2 separate regions of the Homo sapiens genome follow, and region 2 is linked to region 1. A link is a contact called in ENCODE Hi-C or POLR2A ChIA-PET data. All regions are on one chromosome and are shown on one strand. Each heading gives the region's core, a stretch centred on a gene start or an enhancer-like site at or near the end of the contact. The rest is flanking DNA. Distances are from core to core; before and after follow the strand shown.

Evidence for each region. Hi-C counts contacts between places; a loop is a spot of excess contacts on that map. ChIA-PET counts read pairs that join two places held with the same protein, here RNA polymerase II (POLR2A). Pooled maps may share reads with other maps.
Region 2: a map of B cell shows a loop between it and region 1 (13-fold over the local background). The contact joins the enhancer-like site here to the promoter of PRPF40B in region 1. A Hi-C loop is called at or near these places in 16 of 168 maps with a recorded cell type or tissue (B cell, CD4-positive, alpha-beta T cell, CD8-positive, alpha-beta T cell and 9 more), 20 of 37 single-sample maps with no recorded cell type and 27 of 50 pooled maps. POLR2A ChIA-PET finds 5 or more read pairs at or near these places in 13 of 52 experiments (CD4-positive, alpha-beta T cell, CD4-positive, alpha-beta memory T cell, Caco-2 and 8 more).

What each region holds. Positions count from the first base shown.
Region 1 is chr12:49,620,065-49,624,851 of GRCh38, forward strand. PRPF40B (pre-mRNA processing factor 40B) reads left to right here and starts at 3,497. Exons shown (of 26, transcript NM_001031698.3): 1 at 3,497-3,529. The coding sequence starts at 3,527. It also overlaps a transcript of FAM186B not described here. RefSeq lists silencers at 2,303-2,352, 3,213-3,712 and an enhancer at 2,543-2,632.
Region 2 is chr12:49,578,714-49,583,164 of GRCh38, forward strand. It overlaps a transcript of FAM186B not described here. Among named protein-coding and RNA genes, the nearest start is that of MCRS1, 13 kb to the left of the region's middle. RefSeq lists enhancers at 3,543-3,592, 3,693-3,742. Within about 2 kb of position 1,963, at least 2 of the 41 ENCODE cell types and tissues checked have a DNase peak (open chromatin) inside an H3K27ac peak, as active enhancers do.

The sequences.
Region 1 (4,787 bases), core at 2,247-4,746:
TCTTTCTTGCAGGCTTGATTTGCCTGGTGACTGAATTACTAGTGACTAGTTTACTAACTAGGTCATTCAGGGGAGTCAAATTAACACAAAAGAAACATGTCACCTAAAAGATGGTGTTGAAATGTCCACCTTCTTAAACTGTTAGGATAAAATTAGTTCTAAAGAAGATAGCAAACCAACCCTGAAGTACTCCTAGTTTGCTGCAGAATCTTGCATGTTTTGGATGTTATATGAGTTCTATTTGCCCCAGTTAATTTAACTTTTTTCTGCCTGTCTTGTGGACTGGCTGGCTCTTTTAGAACTCTGTCAAAAAAGTGCATGGAGGCTGGGCGCGGTGGCTCACACCTGTAATCTCAGCACTTTGAGAGGCCAAGGCAGGTGGATCACGAGGTCAGGAGATTGAGACCATCCTGGCTAACACAATGAAACCCCATCTCTACTAAAAATACAAAAAAAAAAAAGTGCATGGAATATAACTTGTAAAACCTCCCACAGCTGAAAGTATATATGTGTATGTGTTTAAATCAAATCTAGGAAGCTTACAATAGAGCTGCATAGTAGTAGCATTTATTAAAGAATCATAACTGTAAACATGAGAATAACTTATGAATTCTAGTTTAGTTCTTTTGTAATTGTAGATATCTGTATTTGCTGCTGTAATATAAGGATAATTTTTAAATGTCATCTTGAAACAGAAACATGTATTTCAAGCACTCATGGAAGGTAACTGAAGAACACTTTTTAAATGGAGAAAATGTTATTTTCTCCGTAAGAATTGTAAACGTTAAACATATTACCTATAATGGAATTAATGATTTATAAGCAAGCTGGTTTGAACAGACATTATACACATGCTTTTCTATACTACAGAATGCCATTACACTTGTGAAATTCTCTTGTCTAACCTGAATTTACATTCCATGGTGATAACATGGTATATGTATTGTTATAAAAATAAGTGACCATGTCAAAAAAATAAAAAAAGAAAAGAAAAGCATAGAATATGGCAAATAAAAATCCCACAGAAGAGTGAGGCAGCCAGGCAAAGTGACTCACGCCTGTAATCCCAACACTTTGCCAGGTCGAGGCAGGCAGATCACTTGAGCTCAGGAGTTCAAGTCCAGCCTGGCCAGCATGGTGAAACCCCATCTCTACTAAAAATACAAAAATTCGCCGGGTGTGGTGGCGCATGCCTGGAGTCCCAGATACTTGGGAGGCTGAGGCAGGAGGATAGCTTGAACCCGGGTGGTAGAGGTTCAGTGAGCCACTGCACTCCAGCCTGGGCAACAAGAGCGAGACTCTGTCTCAAAACAAAACAACAACAACAAAAGAATGAGGCAAAGAACATGCCCAGGAGAATGAGAAAAGAGATGCCAGGTTGCCAGATGTGCAGCAAGGTGAGGGGATGAACAGTCAGATTGGAGAAGGTCAGCAGTCTCCAGCAGTGATGTCTTCAAGAAGATGAAATGGAGAGAATTCTCTGCTATATCTAGATATTCTGAGAGGAAATTTAAGCAACTGGGGGAAGAATTTGAGGTAGAGTTTGTGAGAAATACATAGAAAATAAATGATTTTAAAAAACAAGATTATTAATTCCAGGAAAAATAAAAGTTTGTGCAGGAAAAAACAGAAGGTCTCCCTGGGGAGGACAGACCCAAGGAGGAAGCTGGGCAGGGAATTCCAGGGTCCTAGGTATTCAGAATATGGTCTAATCCTGGGCAAGTGTGCTTTGCATGGGCAAATCCCCTTGGACCCCTTGCCCTGTGGGGAGGGCTGCAGCTGGGGGAAGGCCGGAGATGTGAAGGTAAATGCCAGAAGAAACAGCTAAAAGAGGTGAAAACGTTGCCTCCAGAGAGGGGAAGACGATGGGGGCAGGGCTCTGCTGTTTGTCTTAACAAATCTGGTACAATTATTCGATTCTATATGTGTGTACATGTTCTAAGAAATATTTCATTAAAGAAAAGAAAAGCATTTAAAAAATAAAAATGCAATTCATGAAAGTTCACGGAACCTCTGGACCACTTCTGCTATACTTAGAGATCTCAATAATAGTTTGAAAATCGCCCCAGCTGCGCTGGCATCGCGGCAGCCCCCGGGGGAAGGTGGGAGCGGTGGAGAGGCCGCCGGTGGTCCGTCCTCCTCCCCCCGCCCGCCCCCTCCATTCCCCTCTCCTGCCGCGGCGGCGGCTGCGGGCCGCGCGCCAGTCTCCTCACCCCACCTCCCCCAAAAGTTTGAAAACCACAGGACCCAGCGTGGGCAGTACAGGGAGACGTCGTCTCCAAAAAGTTACAAAATTAGCCGGGCGTTGTGGCACACGCCTGTAGTCCCAGCTACTCGGAGGCTGAGGGAGAAGGACCGGTTGAGACCAGGAGGCTGAGGCTGCAGTGAACCCTGATTGTGCCACTGCACTCCAGCCTGGGTGACAGATCAATACGCTGCCTCAAATAAGAAAAGAAAACCGCAGAGCTGGGCCTTCATTTGAGACCATGTGGGTATCATTTTGATTAAACCACAAAGCATTTTCTCTCTACAGCAGCCCACAAGGGTGAATCCCACTTCCTTTTCCTCCCAGGTGTCACCTCTAACTCTTCGTGTCAGGAGTTTTTCTACCTCTCCGGAGTTCTTTGGCTCTCAGGAACCTAGCACGGCATCACGCGAGTCCCGGCTCAGGTGAGGGGGGAATAAAGGGAACAGGAAGCGCCTTTTGCGGGGCTTTGCAGGCTGGCGGTCAGCGCCTTTCTGCACCCGTGTGCCTGGGGCCTGTCACTCTCCAGCCCCAAGGCCTTCAGCGCATTCCCCGCAGAGCTCCAGGTTACAGTTTCCTCAGCCGCACAGCAAGCATGTACCTCACATTTTTAACTTCTGTCAAAGAGTGGGCCCTGCTCTCATGAGTTCAGCGCTCAGTGGGAGCCAGGTCCCAAAAGTGAACTTCAGGGTCACGCGAGAAGCACGTGTACGCCCCACAAGGGCGTGATTTCGGGGATTTGTCTTTTTTTTTTTTTTTTTCCAAGCTGCTGTGTGCTCAGTCCCTGAGACAGACCCTGCCACCTCACAGGTGCTCAACAAATAGTTCTGGAGTTAACTAACTTAAAAGTACTGTAAAAGAGCTACACAGCAAATTAAATTCGCTGTGCAGCGCAAAGGCACCCTACACACTGCGTGAACGCTTCGGCTCCTGGAGCGCCGGCGACTGCGAAGCCAGGACGCAGGCAGCGGGGAGAGGCAGAGGCGCCGGCCCCCGACCGTCAGTCAGAGGCGGGAGCAGGCGTGCCCCGCCCCCCGGGGGGCGGACCCGGGACGCGGCGGCGCGGGGGCGGGGCCTGGTTCTCCGTGCCGGGGGGGCGGGGCCGGGACCGAACACACCGGGCCGGTTGGGGCCCCGCTCGCCGGCGGGAGCCACCGGAGCCCCGGCCACGAAGGGGTGCGACCCCCCGCCGGCCCCGCCCTCCCGGCTGCGGCCTGGCCAATCAGAGCGGCTCTTACTGGCGGGTGGGCTGAGCCGGCCCAGCTGCTCGGAGGCTCTGGCATGGTAACATCCCCGCGCGGGGGTGGAGGGGCTCGGGGCGGTCCCACAGCGCCCCCTGCGGCCCGGGCCGTGGCCGATGGGGCGGGGAGGCCGCTGGGGATAGCTGGGACCCCGGGGAGGGCGAGGGAGGCCAAGGGTGAGGGAAGAGAGCCCGGGAGGGGGGATGGGGGCGGGGACTGGGGGCGAAGGGGCGGGGGAGGCCATGATGGAGCCTGGCCGGGGGCGAAAGGTGCGAGAGTGGCGGGACTGGGTGAAGAGTGGGATTGGGAGAGGTGGGGGTGGGTTCGCGGAGAAAGATCGGGAAAGAAGAGAGAGGGCGGAGATGAGGGGACTGAGGGGACCAGGGGACAGGTGGGGACCAGTTTCCCCTCCTGGGATATTTGGTGTGCGACATGCCCTTCCCCCAGCCCCAGCGCCCGTTCCCTTTGGAAGCCTGGGTGCTCCTCAGACCACTTGGGGACTCCCTGCTTCACCTTCCTGCATTTGCAAGAGCTTGTCTCCTGAGGTGGAGAGGGGGCCTCTGAAGAAAGGGGCTCCCAGCCCAGGCCATCAACAAACTAACGACTCTGTGTGACCTTGGGCAAGTCACTACCTTTCTTTGGGCCTCAGATTTCCCATCAATTTTTTTAAAAAGGAAATGCATGAAAATTAAATCCCAGATCTCTTCCAGGGTCTAAATGAATAGGTTTTTGAGGAGGAAGTTTAGGAGAATGGGTTTGGTAGGGAAGCAAAGGAAAGGATGAAGATGGAGGCGAGGCCTTGGGCTGGGGCTGGAGAAATCCCCACGGGTGCGGGGGGATGGTAGACAGAAAGCCTGCCGGGCTGGGGCTGGCTAGCCTTATCCTGTTGGAGGGATGGAAGAACTCTAAGGAGAGGAGGAGGTTGAAACCTAACTCCACAATGATGGAGACCAAAAGTAACATTCGCTTCTTCAGAGGGAGAGTGATGAGATGGCAGGATCAGAAAGAAGCAACAGGGGCCGGGCGCGGTGGCTCATGCCTGTAATCCCAGCACTTTGGGAGGCCGAGGCGGGCGAATCACCTGAGGTCAGGAGTTGGAGACCAGCCTGACCAACATGGAGAAACCCTGTCTTTACTAAAAATACAAAATTAGGCGTGGTGGCCCATGCCTGTAATCCCAGCTACTCTGGAGGCTGAGGCAGAAGAATCACTTGAACCCGGGAGGCAGAGGTTGTGGTGAGCTGAGATCGCGCCATTGCACTCCAGTCTGGGCAACAAGAGCGAAGCTCTGTCTCAAAAAA
Region 2 (4,451 bases), core at 713-3,212, 43 kb before region 1:
AGGGAAAGCTTGACTTGGTTTCTACTGTGTGCATGGCCCTCTGAAGGTCCGGGTAGAGGGGAAGCTACAGCTGTGAGAGCAACTGGGCATCCGTCTTAAAGAGTTTCAGGTCTAGTGGGGTTGAGGACAGGCTCACCGATAATCCCAGAACAAAGGCAAGATGGACCAATGCTGGAAGAGATCCACGCACAAAGGCAGGAGAGCCCGTCCCCAGGAGAAGGGGAGGCTTAGGGAGGATTAGTGGAAGCTTCGTGGTGGAAGGGCCATCTGAGCTCATTGACTAAGCATTTTTTTTTTTTTTTTGAGACAGAGTCTCACTCTTGTCTCTCCGGCTGGAGTGCAATGATCTCGGCTCACTTGAATCTCCACTTCCCAAATTCAAGCGATTCTCCTGCCTCAGCCTCCTGAGAAGCTGGGATTACAGGTGCCTGCCACCATGCCTGACTAAGTTTTGTATTTTTTAGTAGAGACAGGGTTTCACCATGTTGGCCAGGCTGGTCTCAAACTCAATCTCAGGTGATCCACCCACCGCGGCCTCCCAAAGTGCTGGGATTACAGGCGTGAGCCACCACGTCCGGCCTTCATGACTAGGCTTTCTGAATGGGGTGGGAATTGAAACAGCTTCCAGCTGGTCTCCCTGCGCCCTGCTCCCAGTCTATGCTCATGGTTGCAGCCAGACGATGCTCTTGAATTGAAGGGCACATGATGTCACTTCTCTGCTTAGAATTCTGCAATGGCTCCCATTGCATTCCGGGTGAACAGAGGTCCTTACGGTGGCCTACAAGGCCTTGTGTGACCGGCCTCCCAGTGGCCTCTGCAACGTGGCTCCTCCCACCCTCCCACTCACCCACACCAGGTACCCCGGGCACCTTGCTGCCCCCTGAGTGTGCCAGGCAGGCTCTCACCTCAGCCTGCTCTCCCTGCCTGGCACGCCCTTCCCGCAGCTCACCTCCTCACCTGCTTCAAGTCTTCACTGAAACGTCCTGCCATGCCCTCTCTGCTTTAAATGGTAACACCCACTCCCCTGCACTCTGCTGCCTTATCCCTCTTGAAATTTGTGTTTCTCCATGGAACCTTTTACGTTCTGACATAACTGTGCATTTTACTACTTATTTTTGTTTCTTGTCTTTTCCCCCCATAGAATGTAAGCTTTGTGAAAGCAGTTTTTTGTTTGTTTGTTTGTTTTTTGAGATGGAGTCTCGCTCAGTCGCCCAGGCTGGAGTGCAGTGGCACGATCATGGCTCACACAACCTCCGCCTCCCGGGTTCATGCCATTCTCCTGCCTCAGCCTCCCGAGTAGCTGGGACTACAGGCGCCCGCCACCACGCCCGGCTAATTTTTTTTATTTTTAGTGGAGATGGGGTTTCACCATGTTAGCCAGGATGGTCTCGATTTCCTGACCTTATGATGTGCCCGCTTCGGCCTCCGAAAGTGCTGGGATTACAGGCGTGAGCCACTGCACCTGGCCATGAAAGCACTTTTTAAAAATCTGTTTTACTCACTACAGTATCCCTAACACCTAGAACACTGCCTCATGTTAGGTGCCTAATAGGTACTTGTTGAATGAATGAATGAGTAAATGAATCAATGGGGCCATGCTGCATGCTTGAGGAAGTCCATGGGAAGGGCCTCCTGGCAGAGCTCCTAAAAACTGCTGCCCAAAGGGTCATTTGCAGGGATAGATCTGTGCCATACAGAGCAGAGGACCTGCTGGGGGTAGGCGATCAAGCGAGGAGGAAGGGTCCCCAGTCCAAGGGAGAGCAGACTCCACAACCATGAGTCCTCTGCAGGATCCCCGTGTCCCAGCATGGGTCAGGAATGCCTTCTCCCTCTGCTGCACTTGCTGTCCACGCTCCACCTGCACCTTCCCAGGAACTCACCAGCTCCCCTCCTGTCAGTCTTCCCGCAGTTCCCTCCCTTCTAATTCTTGAATTCCCGGCCCCTCTCCAGGCCAGCTGAGGCCCTTAGACAAGCACTTTGCTGCCTCCTTGTGGCTTCTGCAGGAAAGGCTTCTCCTCTCTTCCAGAGAGTGAGGATACGGGGCGCCTAACAGACAGCCTGGGGGTGATGAGAGAGGAAACCGAATCTTCTTGACCAGTGGTGGCCTGAATCATTGGCAGCTGCCCGCTCACAGCACTGCTGCCTGTGGCAGTGAACTCTGTGGCAGCGCCCTGACTGGTGCACTAGCTGGACTCAGGCTTTGGTTGTTCCAGGCTGCTCAGCTCCTGGGAAAGAATGTGAGGCAGCAGTCAGACCCCAGGGCCTGCCTCAAGGGTCACTGAGGTCAGTGACTAGTGTATCCAGCCTCCACCTGCTCAGCTTCCTCCCAGCTCAGAGGCAATAAATAGTGTTTGAGGGGTGATGAAGCCACCAGCCAGCGCAGGGCCTCCCAGGGTGTGCAGAGAGCAGGGGCAGGGTGTGACACAAGAGCCAGGGCCAGGATATGTAGAACTGGAGCATGGGAGGCCACTCAGCCTCCTAATTGGCTAATTGGCTGGGATGTTACCTGCTTAAGCTAATTGCCCCCAAATGGAGGAATATTCTAGAAGGCTCCTGGGTTATCTAGTGGACCCATAACTTACAAGACTGCCTGAGAAGACTGCTTTATTTTTTACTTTACTGGGTAACTTTTTCTTTCTGGCTGCTTTCAAGTTCTCTCATCTTTGGTTTCAGGTTTGACTATGATATGCTGAGGTATGTTTTCCTTTGTATTTATCTTGCTTCAGTTCTCTGAGCTCCTTGGATCTGTGGCTTCTTGTCTTTAATTTTGGAAATTCTCAGTGATTATCTCTTCAAGTAGCTTGTTAAATATTTCTTCTCCCTTTTTCTGGGACTTTGATCACATGTGTGTGAAACCATTGGTATTGTCCCACACATCTTGGGTGTTTGGTTTGGGGGTTGCTGATTTGTTGCTTTGTTTTTACTCTCTCTGTGTTATAGTTGGCTAATTTCTATTGATCTTGCCTCAATTCACATATTTTTTTGCCTTGCTTTTGTCTAGTTGGCTGATAAACCTGCCAAAGGATTTCTATATCTCTGATGTTAAGATTTTCTTTTCTTTTCTTTTCTTTTTTTTTTTTGAGACAGAGTCTCACTCTGTCACCAGGCTGGAGTGCAGTGGCACAATCTCAACTTACTGCAACCTCCACCTCCTGGGTTCAAGCAATTTTCCTGCCTCAGCCCCCCAAGTAGCTGGGACTACAGGCACGTGCCACCATGGCCAGCTAATTTTTGTGTTTTTAGTAGAGACGGGGTTTCACCGTGTTGGCCAGGATTGTCTCGATCTCTTGACCTCATGATCCGCCCACCTTGGCCTCCCAAAGTGCTAGGATTACAGGCGTGAGCCACTGCACCCAGCAAGATTTTCATTTCTGGCATCTTCAAGTTTCCATTTCTTTTGTACAATTCCCTCTCTCTACTCAAATTCCACGTCTGTTCCTGCATGTTGCCCACCTGTTAGAGGCAGATCCTGTAACATGTTAGATGTAGCTACCTTCAAATTCCTGCCTTCAAAGCCCTCACTTGATAGTTAACAGCATCCCAGCCATACACATCTTCTCTTCTTGAGAAGGTGACTCCTCTGATCATAGAATCATGCTCATCTGTTTTCTGACTTTTCAGACCATGCATGGCTTTCCCCTCCCTGGCTCTATGCCTGGGTTGTTTTTGAAGGGGTTTTCTCCTTTCCACTGTATGCCTCTGCAGTTAGTCAAGGCCAGAGTAGACCCTTCTCCCATGTCATCTTCCACATTTGTTTTGGTTCCTCATCTGAGGCTGTGGGCCATGCAAGCAGAGCTATGGCCAGTCCCCGAATATGGCTTGAAGCAATGCTCAAAAAAATACTCCTTCCCATGCCTTGTCTTCCCTGAATTTTTTGGGGGTAGAAGCAATACATTGACCAGAAATGTCAACTTTGCTCTTAAAAAAAATTAGGCTCCTGTATAGTATCAGTGAACCTCATCACTAGAAAAACACCCGACACACACACACACACACACACTTACACATATATACACATGCATACACATACATGTATACACACATACACATTTATACACACACATACACATATACACACATGTGCACATACATACATAAATACATCCACAGCTACATAAATACATACATATATACACAAACGTATACATACACACACATATATACACAAAGATACACACACATATATATTTGTCTTCCAACCCTCTTGGCTTCACAGCTTGGCCCGTGCAGGCTTTCTTTGCCTTTAAGAAGATGAAATTGTTACCAAAGCAGGAGAAGAATGTCAGACACTCTGCATGCTTGCCAGAGAGCTCGCTAGAGGACGTGCAGAAGGTCAAAGTCCTCCATCACCAGAGCAAGTTCAGCCACCAGGCCCCTTAAGCACAGTGCCAAGAGCCTGTGAAAACATGAAACCTTTGAAAATATGGGTGCCAAAATATAAAAACAAAGAA